4 separate regions of the Mus musculus genome follow, and all the other regions are linked to region 1. The links are chromatin loops, found by intact Hi-C in ENCODE. Cell type or tissue: gastrocnemius. All regions are shown on one strand. Region 1 has its middle 22 kb from the start of Snrpf. Region 2 has its middle 44 kb from the start of Gm26239. Region 3 has its middle 6.1 kb from the start of Usp44. Region 4 has its middle 30 kb from the start of Gm26239.

The links. Hi-C counts contacts between places; a loop is a spot of excess contacts. Peaks named below come from ENCODE experiments on the same cell type or tissue, not always from the same donor. Only the 100,000 strongest peaks of a DNase experiment are listed, where the experiment ranks them.
Region 2: a loop joins it to region 1, with 4 times the contacts of the local background. A loop is called at or near these places in 31 of 42 quality-filtered maps.
Region 3: a loop joins it to region 1, with 5 times the contacts of the local background. A loop is called at or near these places in 17 of 42 quality-filtered maps.
Region 4: it touches region 1 in a loop (8-fold over the local background); 31 of 42 quality-filtered maps call a loop at or near these places.

What each region holds. Positions count from the first base shown.
Region 1 is chr10:93,607,274-93,615,273 of GRCm38, reverse strand. No RefSeq gene overlaps it. Among named protein-coding and RNA genes, the nearest start is that of Snrpf, 22 kb to the right of the region's middle. In gastrocnemius, CTCF peaks have their summits at 3,700 (motif pointing left) and 6,996 (motif pointing right); DNase peaks (open chromatin) are centred at 3,673, 4,845 and 7,060; H3K27ac peaks cover 278 bases.
Region 2 is chr10:93,759,146-93,767,145 of GRCm38, reverse strand. No RefSeq gene overlaps it. Among named protein-coding and RNA genes, the nearest start is that of Gm26239, 44 kb to the left of the region's middle. In gastrocnemius, a CTCF peak has its summit at 3,870 (motif pointing right); DNase peaks (open chromatin) are centred at 3,853 and 7,257.
Region 3 is chr10:93,809,899-93,817,898 of GRCm38, reverse strand. No RefSeq gene overlaps it. Among named protein-coding and RNA genes, the nearest start is that of Usp44, 6.1 kb to the left of the region's middle. In gastrocnemius, CTCF peaks have their summits at 3,857 and 4,667 (motif pointing right); DNase peaks (open chromatin) are centred at 3,978, 4,671 and 7,078; H3K4me3 peaks cover 1,110 bases; H3K27ac peaks cover 941 bases.
Region 4 is chr10:93,773,076-93,781,075 of GRCm38, reverse strand. It overlaps the pseudogene Gm3571. Among named protein-coding and RNA genes, the nearest start is that of Gm26239, 30 kb to the left of the region's middle. In gastrocnemius, a CTCF peak has its summit at 3,469 (motif pointing right); DNase peaks (open chromatin) are centred at 3,492 and 4,291; H3K27ac peaks cover 318 bases.

The sequences.
Region 1 (8,000 bases):
TTTCCTGACCAAATTTTAAAGCCCCACTTGTTGAAAAATCAAGCTACTATCCAAAAAAAAATGAGTCTTGTCCTGCCTCCCTGCTGTGATTCATAAGGAGTTAGCTTTACACTGTTGGTGAGAACAGCGGCTGGGAGAGGCAGTTTACCCTCTACCTCCGAGTGATTTTTAAACCACATCAATTCTTTTATCACGTGCAGCTGTTTTCTATCCACAAATGATGGCTTGGGGCATTTTTGCTTTGCCACCGGTTTCAGAATCGAAAGAATGAAGGGGAACCAGGTAATCTACAACCACAGTAGATCGTACCCACAGTGTGGGGGCGGGGACGGGGAAGGGGGAGGGGGAAGGGAAGGGGAAGTGGGGGAGGGGGCACCTCAAGCTGCTTTAGAAGTAGAGACTGCTTAATAACAGCTTGGATGTCAAATATATTTCTAATTAACTTGCATTCAAGTATTCAACTAAATAGAGTGACTTTTGTTTCAATTTCTCCTAGTTTCTGTCAGTGAGAATTTATCCACGTGCTGGGACGTGTGCACATGGAGCATCAGATAGTTCTTTAGAGGCCTGCTGCATGACTTGGTGTATAATACGAGTATATAAGCCTGGCACGGTGACACATGCCTGTCTAAAACTGCACTCAAGGAGCCTGAAGTAGGAAAATCGGTGGTATGAGGCCAGCCTGTGTGAGCGCCCAACTCACCAGCAAGAAAGATGCCACAACAGGATCCTTCTGCACACGCTTATTGGGAGAGCTTGATTGCAGAGGCGAAAAGACCCTGAGCCCCAGTACTAGCGCTGCTTATATAGACCTAGGAGGGGCGTGTCCACACCCGATTGGTTATGCTTTCAGTACCTCATTTACATACCTTGGGCCAGGCTTTCAGTGCCTCGTTTGCATGCCTCAGGCCAGGCAGTGACTCAGCAAAAAACTCTACTGCACATGCGCACATTGGTTGTTTACTCAAATTTATGGGTGGTGGCCAGCGGTAGCCAGCGCCATCCTGCAATCGCGTATGTGGCTTCCTACAAGCCTGGGCTATAGAGTAAGACATTGTCTCTACAAAACAAAATAGAACCTCCTCTCAAAGGCAGATAAAATCTCACACATTAAACAAATCAGGCCAGAGACTGGGGGACCTAGGGGAAGGGGGTGGATAAATAAGATGGTGACTTTTGAGTAGGCCAAAAACTGGCAAGAGAGACCTATCCTGAAGGTATGTGTGAAGATGGGGACGTCTAGGGGACGTTTGGCAGTTCTTCTGTCTTGTGGAATTCAGTAGAATGATAAAGTTTGGTTATCAAATTTCATAATCCTGTGTGTAACGCAAACGTGTTTCTTCTACTTGTGTGTAAAAGTTGTTGACACCTCAGTCTCTCAGATTATTGTAAAATACGTGCAGACCAATGGGCCATTTTTGAGACAGAATTTTTCTGCACAAATTTTAAAAATGTCTGTCATTAAGAATTCCTCTTGGTATTTAAAAACCACAAAGCAAAAAACAGACAAACAACAACAACAGCTCACAGCGCCTCTTGGCAAGTGAAAATTGACATGGGTGCAATAAGTTTCTTATCCCAAAGCCAAAATAATATATTCCTAAATATTGGGTTGCTCATTCATTCATTCACTCACTCATTCATTCAGTCACTCACTTGAAAGGCCCTTCTGACACACTGTCTCAGACACTGATGACTTCCAGTGGAATGGAGCAGTCGAGGTGCCTGCTAACTCAACACTGTCATTCTTAGAGGATGGGGGTGGAATCGGAGTGGAACTTAATCGTGAATATTAGATATTTTATGTTTTTGCTAAAAATTATACTATTCTGAACCCAGTTATTTCTGTCGTGTTTCTAAGGAGAAAGTAACTGGCTTGGTGAATTTGTGGCATCTCAGAATTTAGGAAACTGGAGGAGGAGGATTGGGGTGACTTCGAGGCCACTCTGGGGTGCGTAGGGGATTTCGAGATAGCCTGGGCTATAAAAAAAAAGACTATCTTTTTTTAAAAGGGGTGAGTAAAAAGTTGCATAATCTCCATATATTTATAATCACTATTGAAAAGATAAAAAAGAAAGAAAGAAAGAAAGAAAGGAAGGAAGGAAGGAAGGAAGGAAGGAAGGAAGGAAGGAAGGAAGGAAGGAAGGAAGGAAGGAAGGAAGGAAGAAAATCCATTGACCCGAGGAGTGGCTTCAAGAGGGCGCCTTCAGCCCTGCCTGATTGGCTTCCGCTTGGCAGGCCGCTCCGAACTCCTCCCCAAGAGAGTAATTGTAATAGCCATGGTTTTCAAACTGTCAGGAGGAATGGCGAGATGAAGTGTTAAATACGGCGTCTGGAATTAACATACACAGACAAAACATTCTATCACAGAAGCAGAACCCCCCCCCGCCCCCCCCCCCCAGGGATCCAGAGTGAGACTATGGCCACGTAGGTAAGGCAAGCGCGCCCTGAGCCAGCGTGACCAGTGTGACCTTTGTGACCCTTCCTGCGGGTGGCTTCTTCCAGAGAGAATCGTTTCCAAGTCGGACTCCAGAGAAAGCCGGGCGTGGTGGCGCACGCCTTTAATCCCAGCACTTGGGAGGCAGAGGCAGGAGGATTTCTGAGTTCGAGGCCAGCCTGGTCTACAAAGTGAGCTCCAGGACAGCCAGGGCTATACAGAGAAACCCTGTCTCAAAAAAACAAAACAAAACAAAAACAAAAACAAAAAAGGAATCAGCTTTCAAACCAGCTCCAGGGCCAGAGAAAAGAATCAACTTTCAATTTGACCACTTGGTTTCCGGAAAGAGAAACTGGAGAGGCCAGAGAGACACGGAGAAGCCAGAACGTTTAAAATGTGCTTGCCTAATCATCAAGTACTTAATTGTAAAAATATAACTGTCCCCATAGGTTAAATATTCATATTGATAATTTTCCTTAATAAAATGCCCTGGGAGACATCGCCGATTGCAATGTGCGGGTCAGTATTCAGATTCTTGCTTTTGTGTTCAAGACAGGGCGTCAGTATGTAGGTTCTGGTACCTATACCCACCCTTTTACTTGAGGACGGCAGCTGACTTTTCCTTCACTTGGCTAAAAAAAATGGTGGCATGAAGTCCTTTGTGCCTCTGACATGGGCCTTACAGACTTGAGTTTCTTTTAGAAAACGCTTCGGTTGAATACCTAGAAACCAAGTTAGAATCTCCTATTTTAAAGCAACGTCCTTTCTCCACACATCGTGTCATTTCACAGCGGGGCAGCGTATACTGAGTGGAATAATGCTTACTTTAAAATGTGGGATCTGGGCGTGGCTTCGCAGGCCTTTCCCAGCGCTCCTGAGACTAAAGCAGAGCAGGCCAACCTGGGCTACAAAATAAGTCTTGTCAAGACCGAAAACAAGACGTCCAATCTATCTGTTGTAACAATGTCCTTAGCAGCAAACATAAAAGAGGATGAGTGGGAGTTACTGCCAGCTCTCAGTCTCCCATGGGATAGATAGCGCAGCCAGTAGAATCGACATCCTCTTTCTTTCTAATAAAGAACCCGGAGCAAAGACGCCGAGTAAGCTGGAAGCCTCCTAGTGATGCCTGGTGTCTTTACGCGCTACCTAGTGAAACCTAAAAATTCATTTTCTGTACCAGCCGCAGAAATTGATAAAAAAACATTTCAACCAGATAGGCTCACACTAAATTCAGCGCACGAGATAGAGCGCCATCTAGTGTTGATTAGCTGTCAGTGAACTCCCTCGGAGCACTGTGCGCTTGGAATTTGTTGTTGCTGCTGTTGTTTTAAAAATAATGCTTGGCTTTGTTACATGGCCAGTTCTTAAAAATAATATTGTTGTTGTTTTGTTTTGTTTTTTTAAACTTTTCTTAAAAACAATGTTGTTGTTTTTCTTTTAAACTTTTTTGTGTTTGGAATGATTTTTGAAGTAACCTGAATTTAAATGCTAATGGCACTGTTTTGAATATTTTTATCCAAGTGAGATACTCAAAGCACATTGATAACATGGAAAATGTAATAATAAAATAAAGCTATGTATCTAACCCCTATGTTATGTGTGTGACTCCTTATTTACCTGTCCCCCATGTGCCTGTCCCCCTGTGCAACTGTCCCCGTACATAATCATTTCCTATATACCTGTCCCTCTATGTACCTAGCCCCTGTGTACCTATCCCTCATGTACTCATCTTCCTGTGTACCTTCCCCCTGTATACCTATCCCACTACATACTTGGCCCCCTGTATACCTATTCCCCTCTGTACCCATCTCTCTGTGTACCTATCCCCCAGATTTGTCAAATCATTGATTTATTTCCTTCAGATAATTAAGCAATAAAGCACAATAAACACATTTGATCCCATATGAACTCTTTCCTGATTTCATCTCCATGGCTGCTCTTATACTTGTATTATCTATTTGCATGCAGATATTCATACTGCTGTGGTTTCACATATAATTTGAATTGTTGTGCAAATCCTTCTACAGCTCCCTTCCTTTAGTTCATCATGCTTCTGATGTGGCCATCGAGCCCTGGCTGCTTAGCCACTGCATGGCAGTTGTTCACTGAATGAATGATATCACAGTGTTCACGTTAGACCTAGTGAACACTGCGGATGCTTCCAGTCTCTTACTCTGGGTTCTGAGCTATGGTGACTAGCCATTCCTGTTTACCTTGAACTAAGGGGTTTCCCAAGATGACTGTTCTCAAGATGCAAGATGCTTTAAAAGAGCCTTAGTTAGGGTTTCATTACTGTGAGGAGACACCATGAGCAAGGCAGCTCTTATAAAGGCAAAAATTTCATTGGGGCTGGCTTACAGTTTCAGAGGTTCAGTCCATTACCATCATGGTGGGAAGCATGGCAGCATGCCAGCAGATACGGTGCTGGAGAAGGAGCTGAGAGTTCTACATCTTGATCGGAAGGCAGCCAGGAAAGACTGACATCCTCTGGCATCTACAAGGAAGCTCCCTTCTGCACTCAGTGGAGCCTGAGCATAGGAGGAGACCTCCAAAGTCCACTCCTAACAATGCCATATCTCCTAACTATGCCACTCCCTATGGGCCAAGCATATGCAAACCACCACAGTGTGCATATGGGGAGAATGTGTTATGTTCTGTATATGTGGTATATGTGTGTATGGGCATATTAAGTGCGTGCAGGTGTCCATGGGCATGCTTGTGGAGGCTAGAAGAGAAGACTGAATATCTACCCCTATTGTTGTCTACCTCGTTCCCTTGAGGCAGGGTCTCTCTTTGAACCTGCAGCTCATTGTTTTACTAGGCTGGTGGCCAAGAGGCTCCTGGAATTCTCCCATCTCTACCTCTCAACACTGGGGCTTATGGGCTCAGCTTTTAAGTGGGTGCTAGGGATTTGAACTCAGGTCCTCGTGCTTGCACAAAAAGCATTCCTACCCAGTGAGCCATCTCCCCAGCTCCTCCATATAGTACCTTGTTGAACAGTTACAGCTCTTTGGGTGGTTCTTCCACAAAATAGGGCAGGGCGGGGGGGGGGGGAGATGTTTAATTGGCTAGGACTGTGAAATTGCTGACACAGAAGAGTTAAAACCACGCCTCTTGACTACACTACTTGACCATTTCTACTGAGTTGAAGATTGTTGTTACTGCACATACAGAACTTACACTCCGTACTAACTGAACTTCTGGCCGAGGCCATTATGTCTGGCTTCTCACAGACCTTCAAACGGATCTTAGGTTGATATGATGTGTGGTTCTCTAGTGGTTTGAATAGTTGTGGCCCCCACAGACTCATGTGTTTACATGCTTGGCCCATAGGGAAAGGCAGTGTTGGTAGGTGTGGCCTTGTTGGAGGAAGTGCGTCACTGTGGGGGATGGGCTTTGAGGTCTCAGACACTCAAGCTCCACCCAGTGTGGCACGCGGTCTCCTGCTGCTACTGGCAGATCCAAATGTATAGCTTTCAGCTCCTTCTCTAGTCCTATGTCTGCCTGTGTGCCGCCATGTTCCCGCTGTGACAGAAATGGACTACATCTCTGAAACTGTAAGCCAGCTCCAATGAAATGTTTTCCTTTATAAGAGTTGCCTTGGTGTGGAGAGCTTTTGGGGCCACTCTGCAGGAATCTGACAGTGGGCCAGGACAAGGAAGTAAGTTCAGGCAGAAATCTAATTTTAGGCTAGAACTGAGAAGTAGGCTTTGGCAAGAATATGACTTTGGGCTAGGACAGGGAAGTAGGCTCAGATATCTTGGTCATCCTGATAAGCCCTTAGAAACAGAGAGCACGGGACTTTATTGCCTTGCTTTTTCCTCGACTATCTGTGTTTATTGTACTGCCTGACCTTATTACTGCATGTAATTAAAATGGTATAAAAGCGGATTGGAAAAAAAATAAACCGGCCTCAGCCTCAGAACTGGCTGGGGTCATGCTACAATGTTGTCTAATTGTCATTTTTCTTTTTAATCCTCCCTCCTGCGCTGGAGAACCTGTTGACTGACTGAGCTGGCTTGGTCACCTTGGTCAGGGTGTCTCTTCACAGCAATAGAAGTCTTAACTAAGGCAGGCACCTACAGCAGAAAGGCAGGCAGTGGAGTTTTTATGTTATAAAGCCAGATCGCAGTTCCGTTTGCTTGGAACAGTGTGAGCTATGGAATGTCTCATTTGAACAAAACCTGGGGGAGACAGGGAAGAGCAGTGCAGCCCGTGAGTGCACTCCACATTGGCTGCACCGGGTGGAATGGCGCAGCTGACTGCAGCCCTTGTAGGATTCCACCACACGGGAAGGTGGGGGGGGGGCGGTGGGCGGTAGGGGGGTAGATTTTCATCTCCATCCATCTGAGCTTTCCCCAGGTTTCTCTTGTTGCTGTGTTCCAAATGTTATTTGTAGGCGATGGGTGTGAAATATTCCTTGTTGGATGACAGTTTCACAAATATTTACAGAAATTAAATGAGGAGCGGGAGAGTGAACATGTCGGTCTGAGACATGAATTAGAATTTCTCAGTTCCCATCTGGTCCGTTAACATTCATTGACTACCATGCATTTTCCTAGACCCTGACCCTCTCACGTGCACAATACCCTCTGATACCCTCTAGAGGGCAGCAGAGTCCCCTGGCTTGTGTCCAAGCACGTGTGCATCGATTTGTTTGATGGAGAGTTCTGGGAACGTGGTCTGTTATTATTAAGTTAGAGAGATAAAATTTCTTGTCCTTATAGAAGAATTGGGCATTAAAATTTAGTTCAATAATAATGAAATAAGTATCTGGTGACGAAATACAGTACTAAAAATAAGCCAATCAAGTCTCTGACTACGATTGCAAGAGACAAATACAACCACCACGACCCCCTCTCTAGAGGTATTCGGCTAAGAGTAAAGCACTGTTAAATACTGTTACTGACAGATAGATGCTCCTTCCAATGTTCCTTTAAATAAGCTAAGATGTTGGTGGTCAAGCAAGATGTCACTCCCAAATCGAGACTTGTTTGATTCTTCCCTGGGAAGATTCTTGCTGCTGTCAGACAACTCTGACTCCAGGAGGCACTGTAGGAGCCATCGCTGCCTCGGGTAGCTTTCTGTGAACCTCAGTGACCCAGCTGACCACATCTCCAGGGAAGAGGAGCAGTAACTTATCTTGGCAGCCTATCAGAAAACAGTGTTCGACGACAGCCACACCTCTTTGGGAAGGGCTATGGCGTTCAAACATCCTCGGCCTTCATATCTTCTGGTAACATTAGCAGGCTATTTGGCTTCAACTTGAAGGGACTCTTCTGCACTGCCCCCTGGTGTGGCAATATTGGACCCAGTAGGGGTAATCTCCTGTGTTCTGTGTGGAAGCATCACCTGTCAATAAAAACCTAATGGCCAATAAGCTGAGGCGGGATTAGAAGGTGGGACTTCCAGATGGGAAAGAGTCAGGTAAGAGGGTTTTTCCTGACCGGGATGACGTGAGAAGCTGAGGAGAGGAAACCACATAGCTGAGGTCAGTTTAGAATAAATGAGGTATTAAGCTAAGAGTTAATCGGGGAACCAGCCTAGCTTATGGCCCAGACAT
Region 2 (8,000 bases), 150 kb before region 1:
GGAGCAAAAAAAAGAAAATGGATGTATTGGTAAAAACAATGTTTTAATCCCATGCAGTTTTGATTTCAGGTTGAGCGGAGAGTAGACCAACCACAGGAATGTACATTAACAAAAGGAATAAGCTAATTAAATAGTGCACAAACGTTGTATTGTCTGGGTATTAGTGCTCGAAGGTCAGGCCTTAGTTTACAATGGCAAAGGGGAGGACTATTAAGGGAGGATTGTTTGATGAGGATCTTTTTGTGCCACAAGTTATGCGCAGGTTAAGATAATCAACACTCGTCCCCCCACCTCTGTGAATAGAATCATAAAGAAGAGAAATCTGTGCTTTGCATGTTTCTTGAATACTGCATTTTGCCACTTAGCTCACAGGATCTCGGGCAGAGGGATGGAGGCAGAAGAAGAGATGTGCTTTCACCGGGGCTGAGATCAGGAGTGGATGGTCGAGCCAGGTCGCTATAATAAGGAAGACAGGCTGGCCCTGGTTCCTGGGTTTTAAGACATCGCCAAAGAGAACACACACAAGCATGATACCATGTGTACCTTTCCCCTGCCATCTTTAAACAAATACAGCAAACAGGTCCAAAAGCCCAAAGGTGGGTCTGGCGCAAGAAGCTGCGTTTCCTGGTGACGGTACTCTGTGTCTTGGCATTTAGTCTGTGTTTATGGTCAAAGCAGCAGACATGAGGTAATGAAGCAAAGATGGGGAACACACAGTAATCACCATACCGTAAAGACACTGTGTACTCTGGGCCTTTTTTTTTGGAGGCTGGAGGAGGCTGGACTGCATCTGCTTTGGGTCCTTTGGTGGCCAAGGCTTACTCTACTCATCTGTCCATAATTGCCCAGTGTTGCACCATAGCTACTGGAGGGCAGTGAGAGCCGAGAAAAGCAGATGATGTAATCAACCTGTCAGGGATACCTGTCAGGACTGGTGGTGATAGCCGCCAATGCCAGGAACTCCTTAGTCTTAGACACGAGGCGCTCAGTACTTGTTCAGTGTCTGACTTTTACGTGGGCACAGGTCACGGGTTCTGTCTTAGTTGCTTTTCTCTGTAGACCAGGTTGACCTTGAACTCAGAGATCCGTCTGCCTCGGCTTCCCAAATGAAGGGATCAAAGGCGTGCACCACCGCTCCCTGGCTTTTCTTGGTTACTTTCTATTGCTGTGACAAGACACCATGACCAAGGCAACTAATAGACTGTTAATTGATGTACGTTGAAGGAACAAAGGCATGGCAGCCACAGCTGAGAGCTTACATCTTGATCTATAGGCAGGAGGCAAAGAGTGTGTGTGTGGGGGGGCGTGGACAAGGGGGTGTGTTAGGGGGAATGGTTTGAGTCTTTTGAAGCCTAAAAGCCCACCCCATGTAACATACTTCTTCCAACAAGGCCACACCTCCTGAAATTTCCCAAACAGGTCCACCAGCCAGAGACCAAGTATTCAAACATTTGAGCCCACGAGGACCATTCTCATTCAAACCACCACAGGCTGGGTTCCTTTATCGGCAAACCTCAGTGGGTTTTAGGTATGCTTTGGAACTGAGATGTCTGTATTTGTAAACATGCTCTTGTTTCATCTACAGGGGAGAGTAGGAGCTGGTGTCATGGAGCAAAGGCTATAATAACATAAAGGGATGTATGACTGAGGGAGAGTCGGTGAGCCCATTTCCTCCCTCGGGGACCCAAAGGATTGTGTGTAAGTGACAGCTTTGAGTGTGTGTATGCAAATTTGTCTGGATACCTTATTAATTTGTTAATTCAAAAGTTATTACCTTCATTTATATTTGTGTGCACATGTGTGTGTGCATGCCTGTATGTGTATGCACATATATGTGTGTGTTTTGTGTGTATGCACATGCCACAGTGCATGTGTGGGACTCCCAGGTTTAGGACTCAGTACCCTCTGAGCCATTGTTTTTGCCTCCTATAGTTTCTGTAGGGCCATAAGTGAGTTTCATTTAAAAGGATTCTCTTGGTGGTTCATGAGTCTAAACCTCAGCGTTTGGGGTAGTAAGAGAATCGAGAGTCCAAGATACCCAGTGAATATGAGGGCAGACTGGACTGCATGAGTCCCTGTTTTCAAAAGGCAAAATTAAGTTGGCTAAAAAAAAAAAAAAAGATTCTCTAGGAAAGTTATGAGACACTATGTCGAGTTACAGTGTGACAGAGGTATGGCAGAGTAACCCTAAGAAAGCCTACCAGGAGGTTAGTAATGAACTGTGAGGGCAGCAAAGATATTAGTGGGCAGAAGCTTTGCAGCTCAGCACAGCCATGGCTGAAGAGGACAGTGTGACATGCCAGACAAGAGACTCTGGTTCCTGCCAGGCAACAGCAATAACGTCTGGCTATCGCACTCCAAATAAAATCTATAATGAAATGGTCAGAGGGCAAAGACCAGGGCTAACGCAGTTCCTGAAGATGCCTGATGTCCCACAAAGTAAAGGCAGAGTAGAGACACTGGATAAAGGGGGACATAGTTTCCGTGATAGAGATGCAGTGCTGGGGGAAAGACTTCCAGCCAACAGCCTTGGGAAAAGGAGAGCCTGTTGAGTTCAGGGAGACAAATATTTACGGAGCGAGCGTGAGACGGGAGAATGAGTAGCTTCCCACTTTACCAAATCCTATCCTTTGTTAAAAGCAAAATGGAGACAGAGCAGAATTCTGTGTGTGCGTGCATGTGTGTGTTTGACTTGACCACTGAAACTATTTCTCCCCAGACTTCCTCCATTTTTCCAGTTAGCCAGACAACTGTCAGACAACAGGAAAAGAGCATACATAGCAACCAAAGAGGTATGTGTTATAGGAAAAAAAAAAAACCCATGGTTCTAGGAAATCAAAGAAAATCCTAGAATAGATCTAATAATGGCTTCTCAATTTTAATTATAGCTCACATCAAGAAACCTTCACATTCTAGAAACACTACCTGCTCATCTTTCTGAAGATCTCTCAGAAGCTCAGGCGTGAGAATGTAGGGGGTGGGGGGAAATCCAAAGTAAATTACTATGTAACAGTACTACTGAGATTTCATTATATGAGACACATATTGGCATATTTCCTTTATTTTTTTAATTTTTAATTTTTTTGTGGGGGGGGGGTCAAGACAGGGTTTCTCTGTATAGCCCTGGCTGTTCTGGAACTCACTCCATAGACCAGGCTGGCGGCGAACTCAGAAATCTCCCTGCCTCTGCCTCCCAAGTGCTGGGATTAAAGGCGTGCACCACCACCGCCTGACCGGCATATTTCCTTTAGACGTCTTGGAAATGGTACAAAATGAGCCATATTGTGGATGTGGTTATCGCTTGTTCACAACGTCTTGTCATTTCAGTCCCAAGCTAGAGTCACTAAAAGGACCAAAAGAGCTATTCAGTAGGACCAACATTTGAATTAAGTGCGAAGCCCCTCAGATGTGCTGGAAATGAGGAGGTTCATGGGAGCAAGAACAAAGCCTATGCCAGCTGGTGAGGACTGTTAGCATGTTCTAAATTCATCAATTTGTGCTGGGTTGTGACCAAGTCTGCAAGAGTATACAAAGGTGGGGCGGGGGAGCAGAGCTGCAGGGGACAAGGCTGGGAAGAACCTCACACCACCAAGCTGCTCAAACTGGTTAGACCTTCGTTTCCCACTGAGTGTTGTCCGTGAGTAGAAATGTTTTCCTATGTGGCAACAGACGGGATATGATACTTCTACTCCCGCTAAGTGAGTATGCTGAGCTGGGGAGTAGGGCAAAGCATTATCATAAATCTACTGAAGCCAGCCGGGCCAAGAAGTGGGAAGCAAGGTGCCAGTAACTACAAGCATCCTGTTTAGTGTAAAGGAACTGATGTTTATGGGTGGCGGATTTTTTTGTCTGCATGCAGTACTCGTGGTGGCCAGGAGAGGGCATTGAATCACAGGGATCTACAGGCATGGAGGCTTGTGAGCGATTCTGGGTACTGGGAATGGAATCCAGGTTCTCTGGAAGAGAAACCAGTGCTCTTAACCACTGAGCCATCCCTTCAGCCAGACAGTTTCCTTTTGAAATATTCTCCTCTTCTGTTCCTTTCATATTCCCTTACTTATTCTCCAGTTCTATTTGTTACTCTCTCCAATTATGTATATGTATATGTATATGTATATGTATATGTATATGTATATGTATATGTATATGTATATGTATATGTATATGTATATGTATATGTATATGTATATGTATATGTATATGTATATGTATATGTATATGTATATGTATATGTATATGTATATGTATATGTATATGTATATGTATATGTATATGTATATGTATATGTATATGTATATGTATATGTATATGTATATGTATATGTATATGTATATGTATATGTATATGTATATGTATATATGTATAATGTATAATGTATATGTAGTATGTATATGATGTATATGAAGTATGTATATGTATATGTAGTATGTATATGAAGTATGTATATGAGTGATATATCTGCATGTATGCCTGTGTGCCAGAGGAGGGCATCAGATGCCCTTATAGATTGTTGAGAGCCACCATGTGGTTGCTAGGAATTGAACTCAGGACCTCTGGAAGGATAGCCAGTGTTCTTAACCACTGAGCCATCTCTCCAGGCCCCATCTCCTTTTTCCCATCTCCTTTTTTTTTTTTTTTCTTCTTGGCTTTTTAGAGTGTTTTGCTACATATCCCCAGTTGGCCCAAACTCTTGATCCTCCTGCCTCTGCCTCCAGTGTGCTTGCATTACAGGGATGGCTGAGTCTCTGGCTTACTTGGCACACTTTCTGCTAGGGTTTTTGTGTCCCAGTTGATGGACAAATACTGACATGCCTTAGACATTTAGTCAAGGCCCAGTTACTCTTTACCTACATCCTTGTCCTGGTGATCTTCTCTGTGGTAGCCTCCATTGTTAACCCTGGTTTCATTCCTCTTGCTTCTTATTCAGGTTTGATACTGGCAAAGCATACTTCTCCTGCCCTGGACTTGGGACTTGAGACTGGGCATGTATAATAGTTTAGTTAGTGATCTATTGGCAGAGTTAAAGATGCATCATGATCTTAGATAGGATCTCCCATACTTCCTCTTGCTCTCTTGGTACAGTGCCGTGGGCCTGGCCTGGAAGGACTGTGGAAAACTAGGAGGATAGGAGCCATACAGAATAGAGATGCTCGCTTGACTTGCAGATAGAGACAGAGATGCCTAGCTAGAATGTCAATGTCAGATGCAGGCACAGACTCTCGTGGTCTTAAGGCATTGTCAAGGTTTGTATATGCTTGGCCCAGGGAGTGGCACTATTTAGAGGTGTGGCCTTATTGGAGTAGGTGTGTCATTATAGGTGTGGGCTATAAGACCCTTGTCCTAGCTGCCTGGAAGCCAGTCTTCTAGCAGTCTTCAGATGAAGATGTAGAACTCTCAGGTCCTCCTGCACCATGCCTGTCTGGATGCTGCCATGTTCCCACCTTGATGATAATGGACTGAACCTCTGAACCTGTAAGCCAGCCCCAATTAAATGTTATCTTTATAAGAGATGCCTTGGTCATGGTGTCTGTTCACAACAACTAAACCCTAACTAAGACAGGCACTGAGGATTGTCTATGCAGCAACAGCAAACCATCACACCATCTGTTTGTTTGGACTTCCAAATATAGGGCCTTAGCTTTGGCCTGGCCCTCTTTGCCTTTCAGACTTGTATATTCTGTTGAGTACTTGGCTTCTCCATTCCGCATCTAAGACACATTTCAAACTGAAACATAAAGAGTAGTAATAGATACTTTTTAAAAATCAAGAGACGACTATTTTTATCCCTAAAGCTGCCTTCTCCCGTCTAAGTAAACTATATAATCATCCTCCTACTTGTTCAAACCCCAAACAGAAGGCACTCCCGATTCTCCTTTCTGTCTCCGTTTATATTTAGTCTGCGACCGAGCCCTGTGGGGCTCCCCGTGAACTATTCAGAACACAGCCACTGTCCTCTGCCTTGTGTAGCGTCTCTGACTTGGAACACTTCAATACCCCCTTTGTCAAAGTGTTGTGCTTCTACTTTAGGCCTATTCTCCACATATCAGCCAGGGGAATCTTTTGAAAGAGTAACTCAGGTCAGGCCTGCCTCCCCCCCCCCCCCCTCCCGTGGTCATTACCTGGAATAAACGCTGAACTCCTCGAGGCTCTCCTGTTCTGACCCCACAGCCTCACTGGTCTTGGTACGCAGACCTCCAACACTTGATTGGTTCTAATTCAGGGGACTTTTCTTTACCGAACCTACTTTCTCGCAGCTATTCCCATGGCTGCTGCTGTCTCACGGTGTAGCTAGGAGCTTAAATATGACCTTTTCAGAGAGACCTTCTTTGTTTTAGAAGGATGGCCAGCCTTTACTCGCACGTTTATTGGTGCTATGGTGCCTGAGTCCTCCTCCCTATGAAAAGACTTGACTCTTTCAGCTTGCTCTTTCATAATGCTATGCAGACAACTTGTAGCTCTTGGGCCCTTTAGGAGTTGCTTTGCTAACAAGAGAGTTGACCAACTCATGCCTGTCCCATTCCTGGGAGAGCTACATTTAGTGGCACAGATGGAGATCCATCTGCCTTGGTAGCAGATGCGTGCCTGCGAAGAAGGTGTTTCTTTTTCTTTTACTTTTCTTTCTTTTTTTTAAAGATTTATTTATTTATTATATGTAAGTACACTGTAGCTGTCCTCTGACACTCCAGAAGAGGGCGTCAGATCTTGTTACAGATGGTTGTGAGTCACCATATGGTTGCTGGGATTTGAACTCAGGACCTCTGGAAGAACAGTCGGTGCTCTTTACCACTGAGCCATCTCTCCAGCCCGAAGAAGGTGTTTCTTGTGGAGTTGGAGGCTATTGTTGGGCATGCTTTCCAGTTTGGCTTCTATTTCTATACTTAAAGTTCCTTTCCCATTCCAGTTACTGATCCCCCAAAACACTCTTTAATATAAATATACTTTATATGTTATATAATATAGCATAATATTAATATAGTCTAATATTTATATATATTCTGCATGCTAATTATTAGTTCATGTTGCTTTTACAATAGCAATGAAACGTTGTTTCTTTCTTTCTTTTTTTTTTTTTCCCCCGAGACAGGGTTTCTCTGTATAGCTCTGGCTGTCCTGGATAGTGTTGAAAATGATTCAAAATTATCCAACTGGTGTGTGTATAGCCTGCTGTTCATTTCTCCTCCTGGAAGGAAAGTGATGTGGGTGTAGGCCTCCCCTCCCCCACCACACTCCAGTCCTGTATTCCTCGTGCTCTGAACAACACTGGCACTGGCTGTTGTCGTCATCATAGCAAATACCTGTTGGTTTGTGCCAGGTGCTGTTATGAATAGCTTATAATATTGAACCACTTCCTCCTCCTCTCCTCCCAACCCCCGCACATCGGAGCTACTATTTGCTCTACTTTACAGATGGGCAAACACAAATGCAGAGAGATTAATTGGCCATCCCAGAGTCACACAGTAGGTAAGTGATACAACCCATATTGAAACTCAGGCAATCTGGGTCTATGTTCTATGTACTTCACCATGCCATAGGCTAGGTTTCCCCCTCTTTCTTTCCTTCTTTCTCCTTTCATGTCCTTTCCTTCTTTCTCCTTTCCTTTCTTTTCTTTCTTTTGCCGTAGCAGCTGTTCAAATAACTGCTGAGTGGTCAGAGAAGCAGAAGAGAGCAGCAGCAGCTGGGCCTGCTTTTCTAATCTGAGGTTTGAAGAGCTCACCTATCCATCCACTTGTCTCATACTCGTTGCTATTGTCATGACAAGGTCTCACTATGCAGCTAAGGCTGGCCATGAACCCCCAATCCTCCTGCCTTAGCTTCCTGAATGTTGATTTCACAGGTGCACACCTCCGTGTCCATCTGATAGTTTGAGCATCCATGCGATCACAGGTGTGCACATCAGGGCTCAGCTGACAAGTATTTTGAGCTTCCATGATATGCCAGGTCTGGTGAAATGTTTTGGGGACACAATATGAATGAACCAAATGGGATTCCCCATCTTCAAG
Region 3 (8,000 bases), 200 kb before region 1:
TATTTGGGCCCCTATGTCTTGCTTTTAGTTTCCCTGATTTTTTTAGCAGCTGTCCTGAAATTCTTGAATTTGATAAAATTTAAAACCCCTGCCTGTAAGCATCCTCCTCCACTGCTAACTGGCTGAGCCAGTCCAAAGGTCCCTCCTCCCTTCTGCTCTGCTCTGTGGCGGCTGCTTAATGATCCCCTTACAAGATTTGTAAAGATGCCTCCCTTGGTTTTCCCCAAAGTTACCTCCAAAACTCCACTCCTTGACGGCACCTTGGTGTTTACAGATGGCTCCTCAACAGGCAAAGCTGCCTATGTTGTACGAGATCGGGTTACTTCAGTGCAGTCCCCATATTCCTCTGCCCAGCTGGTGGAATTGTTTGCAGTTCTTCAGGTTTTTAAAATGTTACCAATGACCCCATTTAATTTGTGTACCGACAGTGCTTAATGTGGCTCATTCTATTCCTGCTTTAGAGATAGTCCCATATATTAAGCCTATTTCCACTGCTTCTGAATTATTTGTGGAGATTCAATCCCTAATTATTAAAAAGACGGTGCCATTTTTGTGGGACATTTGAGAGCCCATTCTGGCTTGGGTGGTCCTCTGTCATGTGGAAATGCTCTAGCTGATGGGGCCACTCGCGCAGCATTCCCCACCTTACTTGATTCCATAGACTTGGCTAAATGGGCTCATGGTTCGCATCATTTAAATGCCTCTACCTTGCGCCAAATGTTTAAGATTTCTAGAGACCAAGCAAGAGAAATTGTTAAGTCCTGTGGTGGACGCGCCACTCTGCTGACGGTTCCTCATCTGGGAGTCACCCCCAGGGGACTCATCCCTAATGAACGATGGCAGATGGATGTTACCCATTTCCCCTCCTTTGGAAGGTTAAAATATGTGCATGTTAAAGTTGGTACCTATAGTGGATTTATACATACATCTCTCCTTTCTGGAGAGGCATCACGTGATGTGATCACACAAACTTTACAGTGCATGGCTGCCATGGGGAAACCACAGATTATAAAAACTGACAATGGTCCCAGTTATACAGGAACCAAGTTCCAACAGTTTTGTTCCCAGTTTGATATTAAACATGTCACTGGTGGCCCCTGTAATCCTCAGGGCCAGGGCATCGTAGAACGAGCCCATCAGACTCTGTGCCTGAGGCATCCTAAGTCACAAGATTCTCACACATTAGTGCTATGGAAAGATCCCCTCACTGGACAACGGAAAGGACCAGATCCCGCCCTTATATGGGGACGAGGGTCTGCTTGCATTTATGACAAAGAAAATGCTGGCCGAAGATGGTTATCAGAGAGGCTAGTAAAAACTGTTAACCCGCCCGTGTCTAGAATGGAGCAACTGTCTCCTCCTGAGGCAAATCTCATTTCCTTTCCAGATGCTGCTCCAAATAAGGAGACTCCTGATCCTGTGGCTGACCAGAATGACCACCAACCTTCAATTGCCTCCACCCAAATCTCTTAATCATAGACATCTCCCTTGGAATTACACTTGGATGGTTCTATCAGAGAGAAATGATGTTGTTTGGGCCACTTCTAAGACCTCCACCAATTTGATTTATTCTTTTTACATCATGGAGGGCTGTGTGCAGCTCTTAGGGAAGAATGTTGCTTTTATATAAATAAGACAGGGGTGGTCAAAGAATAAAAAAGTCAGAGAAGGCCTAAAGGAGAGAGAGAGAGAGAGAGAGAGAGAGAGAGAGCAGAGAGCTGATATAAAAATTGGTTTCAACCTCTCTGTGGTTGTCGAGCCTACTTCCTTCCATTTTGGGACCATTAGTTGGATTGTTTTTGCTTATTTCTATTGGTCCCTGGGCCCTTAATAGACTCACCAACTTTGTGGCATGTCAGATAGATGATTTGGCAGCAAAACCTAGCCAGGTGCATTATCATAAGTTAGCTATGGAGGATCAAGAGACTGGAGACGAGGTTGTTATTCCCTCCAGGGTGTTCCCAAAGGCCATCTCCACCCAACCTAAGAAAGGGGACTCCCGCCCCAGGAACAAGTAGAGAGGGGCCACCCAGAACCCCCTCTGACTGGCAGATTAAGTTCTTGCTTGGGCTGTGAGGCAAAGCACTACAAGAGAATATAAAGCAAAAAATAAAAATATCTTTCTGGGTTCCCTGAGGGACAAGCCTGACTGCAAAGGGGTTGATGTCCAAAAACTCTCCCCTCTCCAGGAAAAAGACATCAGGATGGGTATGGCCCCCATGCCTCACTGGACAACACCAGGAGGACCGGAGCCATTACAAGGTCCCCTTTAGTTACTGGAGGTCAGGCCTCTATCCCCATCTTAGCAAAGAATAAAATCGCCATGGTCCTTCTATACTAAAAGGAAGGGGGAGATGTTGGGAGCAACCCTGTTTGAATGTCAACTGCCTTGTCAGCCATAAGTGCTTGCTTACAAAGTCTTGGCCTTAGTGGAAAAGTACTAGCTTAGTTGAGATTTCTGTGGGAAAAGTTGAGGCCTCTGTAGGAAAATACTACCCCCAGTTAAGATCAAATAGCTATAGATCTTGTGGACAGGTACCTAGCAACCCACTCTGTTCTGTTCCTCCTGCAGAACTTTTTACCTAGCCAATATCCTGCTTTTGGGAACAGGTGCATTCCCCCCAGAAACAAAGCAATTCTGCGTCATCCCCTTCCTCATATTCTGCTTTGGTGGGCATAAAACCTGCCTAGAAAAAATAAAATTTGACAGCTTGATCAATCAGACTTGCCGTCCATCCTTTGTGTTTCTCGCCCCCCTTCTCTCCACAGGTGGTTCCTCCTACCCTGTTTGACTGTCCCTCAGGCCAAGACACACTAGGAGACCTCAAAGCCTGCCTACACAGTGACACATTTCCTCCAACAAGGCCACACTCCTAATAGTGCCACTTCCCATGGGTCAAGGATATTCAAACCACCACAGAGTGGATTGCTTTTCTGAGCTTTGGAGCATTGTGGAGAACATTTCATAGCTTTGCCAGTACCTCAAGCCTCAAAACAACATATCCAGAGTTGAATATTCCTTGTCTCTCTCTCCACAAACATTTTCTTCTTCCCCGGTTTTCTTGTGTTAGTGAATACCATACCCTAAATAGTTAATGCCCTCAACCCTTCCTTCTGTCCCATCCTTGCATTATTCTCTCTCTCTCTCTCTCTCTCTCTCTCTCTCTCTCTCTCTCTCTCTCTCTCTCTCTCTCTCTCTCTGTGTGTGTGTGTTTCTGTGTCTGCATGCACTTGTGCCATGGTGTGAATCTGGCAGTTATGTGCAGGAGTCAGTTCTCTTTTTAGTACGTGGGTTCTGGTGATCAAACTTAGGTCATCAGATTGGGAGCAAGTGCCTTTCCCTGCTGAGCCATCTTGCTAGTCCACCTGGGCCTCCTCTAAACTAGTACTTCAGATCTTCTCTCCTCTTACAAGCTGGGGTTGTAGGCATGCTCTAGGCATGGGTTGAAAGTTATCTGGAAACAAGCAAGCACAGTGATAGCTATAATCTTGGCCACACACAAGATAAGAGGACCATTTTATCTCAGAAAGTTGGAGATAGTAGCCTGGGCAATATTGGGAGACCTTGCCTTTTACAGTGGGGCATGGTGGTATATGCCTGCAGTTCCAGGACCAGGAAGACCAAAGGGGGGTTGGGGGTTGTGAGTTTGAGGCCAGTCTGGACTATGTATGCACAAGACCTTCCCTCAAAAACAACAACAAACAAACACCCTCAAAACAAAAACCTCCAAACAAACAAAATATACTTTAAAAAAAGAAGAAGATAACAGCAAAAGAATCAAAGATATCGGTCCCAAGTATATATGAGACCATAGGTTCAGCACTACTAAAAATGAAATACAGAAAACAAAAGCCAGGGGGCGTGATGACAGTCATCTGTGGTCTTGGGTGAGAACTATTAGTTCTTGTCTTTCCAGCTGTACCAAAAATGCCCCTCGAGAATTGAGTCCACAGCTGCGGCTTTGACAGTCAAGAACCCGGGGGTCTTGTTTAGCGAATAAGGGCTTACTGTTGCTCGTGAATAACAGCTCATATGGTGTTCATAATAGAACTGGCTGGGAGGCTGGCATTCAGGCGCAGTTCAGGGGTTAGCGGGTGCGAATGGCTTAATGAAAGATGACACTTCACAAAATACTTCAAGGCCAGCTGCTGGTGGAAGAAATCCATCTGGGAATTAGCCTCTTAGGAGTATAAAAGCTGGATTAGTTTAGATTGCCATAACCGAGTGACTCCAAAGTGGAGGGCTGCGTGATCGTCTAGTACGAAAGAAGTTATTTATTGCAGTTGTAGGTAAACGTACTTGAAGATGAACTGAGCCTGTTGTCTTGAATGTCAAGGTGATTTCTAATTACTCATCAAAAAGGTGGAGAAAACAGGTGGAGGAGATGACTCAGCAGGTAAAGGCATTTGCCTCCAAACCTGATGATCCAAGACACACACACACACATGAGAAAATGGTCTTGGTCTATCTTATACTGAAACACTGGCTTTTTCATTTTGTGTTCTGAGATAGTGTCTCAAGGAACCGAAGCTGGCCTGGATTTTTATGTATCTGACAAAGACCTTAAACTCTCGATCCTATTTGAATGCTGGGATTTCAGGAACTGGGTTTTTCCCTTGGAACTTTTCTGTGGAATTTCTTATTGTTAGAGCATTTGGCCACAAGGGGGCGACCAGGATCCATTCAGCGGCAAATCTGCCAGCTCACTGAGAAAGGGCAAGCGGTTAGAGTTGTTAATTTCAGTTTGCCTTGAAAACTGCTCAAAACGTTCGTTGCTAGATTCTGACTCCGAGTGAATAGACAAACGTTGAAAGGGGTTTGATGTGGGCTCCTGTTTCTTTTTTTCCCCCCTCTGAGTTTAGAGTCACAGTAGACTGTAGTTGCACCAGAGCTCTGCTGAGTCCTGTGCACAAAGCCATCTTTAGAGGATTGATGGTTGCTCTTTTAGAGCCTTACTGTCACTCCGCCTTTGTAATAATGATGCTGTGACACATAGTTGAAAATTCCTTCCTATAATATTCTGTCAGGATTTCAGTAGTTCACTCTTGGTATAAGGGTGTGAGAACCCAGAATTCTATAATTTTAGTCACCTTTGCCCTCCACCCCTTTTTTTTGATATGGGGTCACGTGAAGCTTAGGGTGGCCTCGTGCTCACTCAGGGTGTGGTAGAGGTTGGTCTTGATCTCCCTTCCTTTATTTCCAAAGTGCTGGTATTACAGTTGTGTGCCAACATGCCCAACCTTATCACCATCATCATCACCACCACCATCATTATCATCATCATCATCATAATCAATTTTTTGTTTCCTAATGCAAGTTAGAATGTAGGGATTCACACATGTTAAATAAATACTCTTCGACTGAGCTACATTCCCCAGTAACTTTTGGTCAACTCCTAGGTTTTATTCTTACCTGTGTAAGGGCAGGGGATGCGCAGACCAAAGGGATATTCAGTTTTGTTTGAATGGAGAAACAGAGGCAATCACAGTGGCTGCTCCAGGCATACAATATCGAGAAGGAACTAGTCACAGCCATCACAAGCCACTTAGCGAGATGACCACAGTTTGAGGGACGGCCAGAGATCTCACTGTTTTGGTCAAAGGTCCTACCATAGCATGTTTGAAGGCGTTGGCTGACAGATGGCCTTGGAATATAGCAGAGGCATAGAGACATGCTTATATTTATTGATGAAGCAGGAATTCTAGAGCTAGATAAGACATTTCCCTTCCCTTCCCTTGCTTTCTCCTACCTGTTTCTCCCCACCCTCCCCGACCGTCCTTGCTCCTTTTTTTTTTTTTCCTCCTTTTTTCAAGACAGGATTTCTCTGTGTAGCCCTGGGTGTCCTGAAACTCACTCTGTAGACCAGGCTGGCCTCTGAGTTAGAGATCCACCTGCCCCTGCCGCCTCCAGAGCTCTGGGATTGAAGGCATGCATCACTCCCCCACCCTCACCCCCGCATCTGGGATTAGAGGCCAGCGTCACTGCATATGTGAGGCATCTTCAATCATTCTGTCTCAACTCTCTCTCTCTCCAAATGAAAAGTGAAGATTTACATAGAACCATAAGTCTTGGGCTGGAGAGATGGCTCAGTGGGTAAGAGCACTGACTGTTCTTCTGAAGGTCCTGAGTTCAAGTTCCAGCAACCACATGGTGGCTCACAACCATCTGTAATGGGATCTGATGCCCTCTTCTGGTGTGTCTGAAGACAGCTACAGTGTACTTACATATAATAATAAATAAATATTAAAAAAAAAAAAAGAACCACAAGTCTCAGTTTCCTCCCACTTTTCCCTTTCTCTTGTTTTCTTTAAACAGAGCCTCGGTCTGCAGCCCTAGCCTGGTCTGGAAGCCACCATCAGACCAAAATGACCTCCCGACCTCACTTTATCTCTTGCCTCTGCCTCCCAAGCGAGCGCGCGCTGGGATTCTGGGTGTGGACTAGTGTCGTTTCAATGTGAAGCATCAGAGTAAACAAAAACAAACACTCCTGACCCCATTAAGTCCCACACTGCAGATCTGGTTGTATATATTTATTTACTTATTTTTTCATGTGTTCAACAATCAAACTTATACCCATTCAGTGGACTAGCCACTGAGCTGCAATTCCCACCATCTCTTTATGTTTTTGTTCTAAAGGTAGTTCAGGGAAAAAAAGAAATCAATAAAGAAAATTATATACGATTCCTCCCTGCCTTCCTTATCTTTGAGATTTAAAATGATATTTTCTTGTTTGTTTTTTTTTTCACTCATGGAAAAAAAATACAACATTTCTTGGGTTATGGAGTGCAATATTGGAAGCCATAACAAGTTATCAAATGGAAAAGAAACACAAGAGAAAGAAACTGCTTTCAAGGTTTGCTTCTGTGCACCCCCCTCAACCCCCAACCCCTGCCCTTGATTTCTCTTCTAAAACACAGCACTCATGACCTACTTTGTCTGGTACTCGGCTCCTCTGTTTGGTGGTTTGCCCCAGCATCAGAGTTGTAGAGGCTAGACTGACTTCTGACTTGCATGCACATTTTTTTTCCCCTCATTAATCCAGGGCACAGAACAGATGGCCTGGGTGCTGTTTTAGGCTAGAAGAATGTCCAAAATATGTGGGTGTGAATTTTGCCAAAGGGTCAGTTGAATTCGGAGCACAGACACCAGCCTGGAAGCAGGTCACATTTTAATGCAAAAAATGCACATTCATCAAGTCCTCGTGCTTTTCAAAGAGGCGACTGCCAGCTACGGGGAACACAAGGGAGAGGCCGGCATTCTGGTGGGACTACCTTGAACCAGGGCTCTTGGGTACCCTGACGGCTGGTGGGCAGGACCCACACTTACTACTGGGGAAGTGGAGAAAGGAGGTATAATTTATGTTTGGGGATCACTAGCTTTAACCCTTTAAAGAGAAAAAAAAATACCCTTTAGGAATTCAATTTAAATAGACTTCCAAATTATAAATGTGGGAATATCAGAACAAAATTTCTCAAATTTTCCCATATACACTCAGAGGAGCTGTAAACAAGTTATGTCATAGAATTTTTCTTATTCTACTTGAGAAAACAAAGCAGGGGTTGGGAATTTAGCTCAGTGGTAGAGCACTTCCTTAGCAAGTGCAAGGTCCTGGGTTTAGTCCTCAGCTCCAGAAAAAAAAGAAAAACAGAACAAAAACCAAACCCAAATCATTTCCAAGAAAACAAAGCAACCATTTCTCCCTTTGCACTTCTTGAGTAAACTTGGTTGTAAATGCTACGATTTCTTCTCAAGAATGTGTTCGTGTCTGTTAATGTCTTTGGGGTCATCTGCAAATAACAGGCAACACAAAGGAAGTTAGTTCTCTTCGGCACGTTACAGGCTATTGTACGATCGGTTGGTTTGTGTTCTGAGACAAGGTCTCACTATGCAGCCCTGGCTGTCCTGAAATTCACTTTTGTAGACCAGGCTGGACTTGAACTCTGAGATCTGCCTATCTCTGCCTACCAAGTGCTGGGATTAAAGGTGTGCGCCACCACCG
Region 4 (8,000 bases), 170 kb before region 1:
TGCATATACATCTGCAGGCCAGAAGGGAGCATCAGGTCCCAGTAGAGATGGTTGTGAGCCACCATGTGGTTGCTGGGAATTGAACTCGCTCGAAGTCTCTAGAAATGCAGCCAGTGCTCTTAACCGCTGAGCTGTCTCACCAGCTCAGACTTGTACATTTTTATCAATGTGATCTCATCTCATCATTGCCTGAGTTTATATTCTATGGACATGTCTTTACTTATTGATCATTTTCTAGGTCATATTTCCTTCTTATTTAAGCGTGCGTGCGTGCGTGCGTGCGTGCGTGCGTGCGTGTGTGTGTGTGTGTGTGTGTGTGTGTGTGTGTGTGTGTGTGGCTCTGGCTGTCCTGGAACTCACTCTATATCAGGTTGGTCTCAAACTCACAGAGATCTTCCTGCCTCTGCCTCCCAAGTGCTGGGATTAAAGACATGCACCAACACTGCTCAGCTTATTTAAATTCTTTTAAAGTAAATTCTAATTTTAATTATTTTAATCTTTCTGGAACTGATCTTTGTGTACGGTATGACATGAGGGTTTTTTGCTTTTGTTTTGTTTGTTTGTTTTTATATCTGCAGCAGCGTACCTTAACAGCATTTATTGAATATTATATTCTGTGGGGTTTTTTGTTTGTTTTGTTTGAGACAGGTTCTCTCTATGTAGCTTGCTCTGTGACATGGCTGACTTTGAACTCGCAGCATTCTTTGCGTCTTGGCCGGGATGACAGGTGCATACCACCGCATCTGCCTCGGTTATATCCTTGATCCCCTAACAGTATGGGATTCAGCTTTCTATAAAGGTTCCCAACCACCTTGTAATCAAAGTAGCAGGGGGTGCATTAGAGGGATTCGCTCAATGAAAAAAAAAACATTTAAAAAGGTCTCATAAGAAGTAAATGATGGGATAAGTCAATCAAATGGACAGAGTGGAAGTTGGCTCCATTGATTTTGCTGTGCTTTTCTTACAAACCATCCAGTCAAGTAACCTACCATGGGACCACATCATTAGAGAAGCTTGTAGGGTAACGTTTATGAAGTTTCGTTAATCAGCAAATACAGCTTTTTCGGTAGTGCAGGGCAAGTGTAAGATGGTGTTTCTTTTATGAAAAGCTGGATGTTCTAGGAAAAAAAAAACAAACAAACAGGAATCTACACGGGCCTAGAAATGTTGTTAAAAGCAATGGGGTGGACAAACGCAGGAGACAGTAATGTGGAGAGTCCATGATCTTGTGAATTCTAGCTGCTGAAGCTGGATTCAAAGCTTCCAAAGAAAGCTGTCTGACTTCTTTTTTTTTTTTTTTTTTGTTGGACAATAATTTATTGAGACCCCTCCCTCCCAGCCTCTCCAATTCCGGGGTCACTTTCTCCGTTTGTAGATCTTGTTTGCAAGTTCCATGAAGATGGATGGGGGCAGGGGCGCAGAGCACTGCTCTATGAGACTCTTGAGGTGGTTGTAACTGTCTTCCTCATACTTGAAGAAAGCAGACTGCAGATCCAGCGCCTCATACAGTGCTTTCACCCGAGCCACTTTTTCTGGGTCCTTCTGCCCATAATTCTCCTCTAAGATCTGGCACTGTTGAGGAGAGGCTCGTAGCAGACACTGAACCACCAGCCAGCTGCATTTGTTGTCCTGGATGTCAGTGCCGACCTTTCCCGTCACACTGGGGTCTCCAAAGAGATCAAGGTAGTCGTCCTGGACCTGAAAGAACTCGCCCATCTCCATCAGGATCTTCAGGGCATTGGCGTGTTCCTTCTCCCCATCAATGCCTGCCATGTACATAGCGGCCGCAATAGGCAGGTAGAAAGAGTAGAAAGCTGTCTTGTACTTGACAATCGATTTGTACCTCTTTTCAGTGTATCTACCAAGATCCACATGGCCCTGGGGTGCTGTCATGAGGTCTAGAGTCTGCCTGATCTCTGTCTGATAGGAACTCTGCAGAAAGCTCCAGCAGGTTCAGGTAGTAGGGCTGCTCCCTGCAGTAGAACTTCAGCAAACGATAGATGGAGGCTTCCAGAAGCAGAGCGTCGTTGATGGCATCTAAGCCTATGCCTGGCTTCTGATACCAGCAGATCTGTCCCCGGCGAGTGAGGGAAGAGTCCATGATGTCATCTGACACAAGGAAGAAAGCCTGGAGCAGTTCTACACACCAGCCCACTGTCAGGGCCTGCTGAAGACTCTCAGCATCCTGTTTCTTCGGCTCTACCAGCTCCTGGAAGGCTTGTACCACAGTCAAACCCCGGTTGTACTTGCCTCCTAAGGCATTGTACTCTAGGACCTCCTTGAGCCGGGCAATAGCATCCCCTATCTCTGGGTGTCCCAGCTCCTTCTCAGTCAGCACCTTGACGATCTGGGAGAAGTGCTGGATGAAATTCTGCTTTTCTTGGTTATAAGCATCCAATTTCTGGTTCCCATTCATTCTGACAGAGGAGCTAAATGCTCTGTTCTTCAACTCGGATTCTCCCGGGCAGCTGTCTGACTTCTGACTTATGTACTCAGCTAAGAAAAAGAACAACAGCAACAACAACACTACTCCAAATACAGAAAACACTTGGCCCATGCTTTCATTTCCCTAGAAACTGTTCCGTTGGTCTTAAAGGAGTTGAAGCAGTCCAGCAAACTTTTGGCCAAATGCAGTGTCACCATTAGATTCTGTATATCACACTTCCCAAAACAAGTGTCATGGAAGCTTTTGTAAGAGTAGCTTAGCATAGTAGGGCAGAATATACGTGTATACCCACGCATCCGTTATTTAGCTATTTCAGTGAATGCTTACTACACTGTCCTTTTTTGAAAAAAGTCCACAAGAACATTGGGTTGTATTGATCATCATCTGTTTGATAGTTGATAGTATTTAAAGATTTCAAAATAATTCTTTTTCATGAATGGATCAAGGTTGTTCTGTTTCAGATATTGCTTCTTCTTTCTCCTCCTCCTCATTTACATATTTATTTGTTTGTTCATCTACCCACCCACTCATTCATCCATCCATTTATCCATCCATCCATCCATCCATCCATCCATCCATCCATCCATCCATCCATCCATCCATCCACCTATCCATCCACCTATCCATCCATCCATGCACCCACCCACTCACCTATCCATCCATCCATCCATCCATGCACCCACCTACCCACCTATCTATCCATCCAGGCACCCACCCACTCACCTATCCAACCATCATCCATTCATCCATCCATCCAACCAACTATCTTTATTTTTGTCAGAGTCTCCTGTAGGGAGACTGGTCTTGAACCCCTAATTCTCTTGTGCCACCCTCCCCCCCCCACCCCCCGATGTTCAAGGTTTTGGGCTCAATGCTTGCCTTTTCTTGTGTAGTTTTGTTATTTCTCTGTACTTTAGGAAGGAGATGTAATAGCTATTATCTTTATTTTACTCTTCCTGGATGTTTGATTACTAGCCTCTGCCCTCAATATCCCTAATAATTTAGGGCAGGCAAACCAGCATGGCCTCCAGAGGGCGCTGGAGTCTCTGTGAAAACTCCCAAGTGGCCTAAGTTACCGAGACAGGCAGGTTGGAGGATTCCTGATTGGCATCCTAAGCTCTGCTCTGTCTCTTGAGTGTCAACTCCAGGGTTAGAGTCCCTGTTTCGTCCTTGGGGATATTACTGCCCCGCTGGACCTTGTCGGCAAGAGGGTGATGGTGGATCAGAACGCTTTCCTGAACGAACCTTTTCTCAGGATCCTAGCAATAGTGAGGCTCAGCTCTGTTGCCCCAGGGAGGGTACAGGACCCCCAAGGCGGTCTGGGCTCAGGGACTGTGGCCCGAGACAGATCCCAGAACACTCTAAAGTAGTTTTAGGAAGCAAGCTTTGACATCATCGTTGGAAAATACCAGGGCTTCAACTTCTAGTCCCGAGTAAGTGAAAAGCTGTTTTAAATCAACTCAACTCAAGAAAGCCACTGCTGACCTTGTGCCCTCAACTTTGTGAACTAAGAAACGTTCATATGGAATAGCTGTCATTAATAAGGGCGAGCCAAAGGTTAGTAATGCCCAGGGGATGGCTTTCATTGTTCTGTAGTATTTGTTTCCCTTCTATGACATTCAGTGGCTAAGGGAACCACGTGGTTCTAGTATGTGGTCTGGGAGCCCATCACTAATGGCATTCTTGGAACAGCAGTTGGCCTTACCGAGAGAAATCCTTGTGGGGGGTTATAAAACGTCAAGGTTATAAACTTCATGGGGTTCTCAGGCCAAGGAGGAATTTTTATTAATTCTTTAAATGCAAATGCCCAGCAAAATCTCCACCTGTCACACCCCCTGCAGAGCTCCAGGTAGGAAAGAATTGCAACCTTCTCAGCTGGGGGCCAGGACTGGGGAAAACCTGATCGCTCAGAGAAGAGCTCTGCTGTCAAATAGTTCAGTGGAAAAGGCTGCTTTAGACCCAGTTCCTTCCCTCCAAGAACTGTATCAAACAGACGTAAAATAGAGGAATCCCTCTATCTCTCTAGCACTCCATGGTGGGACACGGTTCATAATGAAACCCACACGAACCCTGGCAGGCACCCAGGGTGGTAGGTAAATTGTTAACTATTTTCTGACGACAGTAAATTGTGTGTGATTTAAAGCAAAACCTCTTCACTTTAAATCTGTGCCTCACAGACTTATCTCAGATGTTCCTGCATACTCCCACCAAGAGTACAACTATCTGGTCTCCATTATTTTTTTTTGTATATAAGGAAGAAATGTCTAGCTATAGAAAAACAAATCGACATGTGCCAATCATCTTCATATTCTGACCGAGGACATATTGGGTTGTTTTCAAAGATCTGTCTGTCTTCTTATGATCAAGTCAGTATTGTACAAATTTCACATTTTATCATGTCCCTGTAAGCGGGCCTGTGTGCTTTTGTTTATAATGCATATAGAGAAAGCTGCAGGCTAAAGGAGCTATTCTGTACCAGTGTGTCCTAGTCTAAGGCAGTGGTTCTCAACCTTTGGGTCATGAACCCTAGGGCGGTTAAGTGACCCATTCATAGAGGTCACATATCAGATACTCTACATAGCAGATAGTTGCATTATGATTCATAAGTGTAGCAGAAAAATTACAGTTCTGAAGTAAGAATGAAATAATCTTATGGTTGGGAGCACCACAACACGAGAAAAGGTCCCAGCATTAGGAAGGCTCAGAACCACTAGTCTACAGGCTGAAGGTTCGCCACCCTATGTGTGTGCATTGTGCATTGTGTATAAACACATAAACATATGTTTGGTCAGTTTTTCTCTCCTCCTCCTCCTCCTCCTCTTCCTCCTCCTCCTTCTTGAAGTTCTATGTAACCCTGACTGGCCTGGAATTTGCTGGGCTCCTTCTGCGGGTGGCTCCTGAGTGCCGAGGTTATGGGTATGTACCACGAGAGGACACCCGAATAGCATCTCTTTTACTCACCTTTGAATCCTCAGTGTTTTACCTCGGTGCCCAAAGTAGACATTCCACAAGTAAGTAAGCAAAGGAATGCACATGCTTTTCTTTTTCAACGTATTTATTATTTACTTGCTTATTTGTGTGTGTCTGAAGACAACTCTGTGGGTAGGAGCTGGTTCCCTCCTTCCACCTGTAGTCTATCTGTTGTCTTGATGTTTACTCCAGGCTGAGTGGCCCACAAACTCCTACGAGACTCTCCACCTCCTCCTCCTCCTCTCCTCCTCTCCTCCTCCTCCTCCTCCTCCTCCTCTCCTCCTCCTCCTGCTCCTCTTGCTCCTGCTCCTCCTGCTCCTCCTCCTCCTCCTGCTCCTCTTGCTCCTGCTCCTCCTGCTCCTCCTCCTGCTCCTCCTGCTCCTCCTCCAGCTCCTGCTCCTCCTGCTCCTCTTGCTCCTGCTCCTCCTCCTCCTGCTCCTCCTGCTCCTCCTCCTGCTCCTCCTCCTGCTCCTCCTCCTGCTCCTCTTGCTCCTGCTCCTCCTCCTCCTCCTGCTCCTCCTGCTCCTCCTGCTCCTGCTCCTGCTCCTCCTCCTGCTCCTCCTGCTCCTGCTCCTGCTCCTCCTCCTGCTCCTCTTGCTCCTGCTCCTCCTCCTGCTCCTCCTCCTGCTCCTCCTCCTCCTCCTCCTCCTGCTCCTCCTCCTGCTCCTCCTCCTCCTGCTCCTCCTCCTCCTGCTCCTCTTGCTCCTGCTCCTCCTGCTCCTCTTGCTCCTGCTCCTCCTCCTGCTCCTCTTGCTCCTACTCCTCCTGCTCCCCCTGCCTGCTGCTCAGTGCTGGGACTAAAGACATACACCACTGGTGCTGAGCGACTTTTCATCTTCTTTTTTTCTTTTTAAAGATTTATTTATTTACTTATTTATTTAATGTATATGAACAGATGGTTGTGAGCCTTCATCTTCATGTGGTTGTTGGGAATTGAATTTTTAGGACCTCTGCTCCTTCTGGTCAACCCCGCTCACTCCAGTCAACTCCTCTCACCCAGTCCCTGCTCGGTCCAGCCCAAAGATTTATTTATTATTATACATAAGCACACTGTAGCTGTCTTCAGATGCCCCAGAAGAGGACGTGAGATCTCATTATGGGTGGTTGTGAGCCACCATGTGGTTGCTGGGATTTGAACTTAGGACCTTTGGAAGAGCAGTCAGTGCTCTTACCTGCTGAGCAATCTCGCCAGCCAGACTTTCCGTCTTCTTGATGGCATTACTATTTCTCTGTGGTGGGAACCTTTGAACTCCTCTCTTCTGGCTTTTCATTTATTTTTAAGATTATAAATAATTACATCATTCCTCCCTTCCCTTTTCTCCCCCCTCCCCGCCCCCAATCTTCTGGTTCTTTATAAGACATGAATTATAGACTGGGCTGGTGCCACACTCTTAATCAAAATTTAGCTAAAACCCAAGCTTAAAACAAAAGATTCAGGTATTCAGGTACAAGCAAACACCTCCCTGAGCAGTTTCCTAGCCTAGCCAAAGGGAGGCTAAATCCCTTTGAGAGGAAGCCTAGTCATCTGAGCAGCAGGTAGCTAGCAGAAGAAGAACCTCTGTGCACAAGCCAGAGCTAAATGCAGCAGCAGTGTGATCCAGAGCTGGGGTGGGTAGGCTCAGCTCCCACTAGGTACTCCCAGGTGTGAGGCTGGGCTCTCACGGAAGGGCAAATAATGGCTCCAACCCAAAACCAGGCAACAGCACCCTTCTAGACTGAGCCTAAGGGGTGGTGTCAGCTACCATGTCTTATGGTGACACCTCAGCTGCTCAAGAAGTTGAGGCAGGAGGATCAGGAGTTTGATGCCAGCAAGTTAGAGAGACCCTATCTCCAAGAAAAGGAAGAAGGAGGAGGAGGAGGAGGAGCAGCAGCAGTTGCAGCAGCATTCCCAGTTCAGGAGGAAAAAAATATATTTATATATTTATATATATATAGGTATAAGCCATAGTGACCCTACTGTATATTAGAACATTGGTCTCCATTTTCCTAGGTAACTGTATTTAGACTTCTTCAGTATATTCAAGTGTTGGCCTAAATGTGAAACATAAATTTATTTAAAAGCATCATTAAATTTACATTTTTGTCAACATGATTTCTTTCTTATGCAGCAAAATAAAGATAATAGGACTGATGGCACGGACCATCAGTCTCAGCACTGGGGAGGCAGAGCAGGTGGATCTCTGTGAACTGGCACCCAACCTTATCTGCATAATGAATTCCAGGACTGATAGGTTTATGTAGAGAGACCCTGTCCCCCATCTTACCCAACCCCCGCTCCCCAAAACAAAGAAACAGAAAAACCAAGAAAAAAAAAACATAAAAATGACTACTTTCATTACTATGGTAGTTTATTTTGTTTCTTAAGCGGGTTTCATGTATCCCAGGCTAGCGTGGAACTCATCATTATGTTATGAAGATGACCTTGAACTCCTGACCTTCCTATCTTTTTGAGACAGAGTTTAGCTCTATAGCTCTGGCTGTCCTGAACTCACTGTGTAGACCAGAATGTCCTCAAACTTGCAAAGCTCCTCCTGTCCCCTTAGGGCTGAGGGGACAATCATATGCCACCACGCACAGCAGCTGA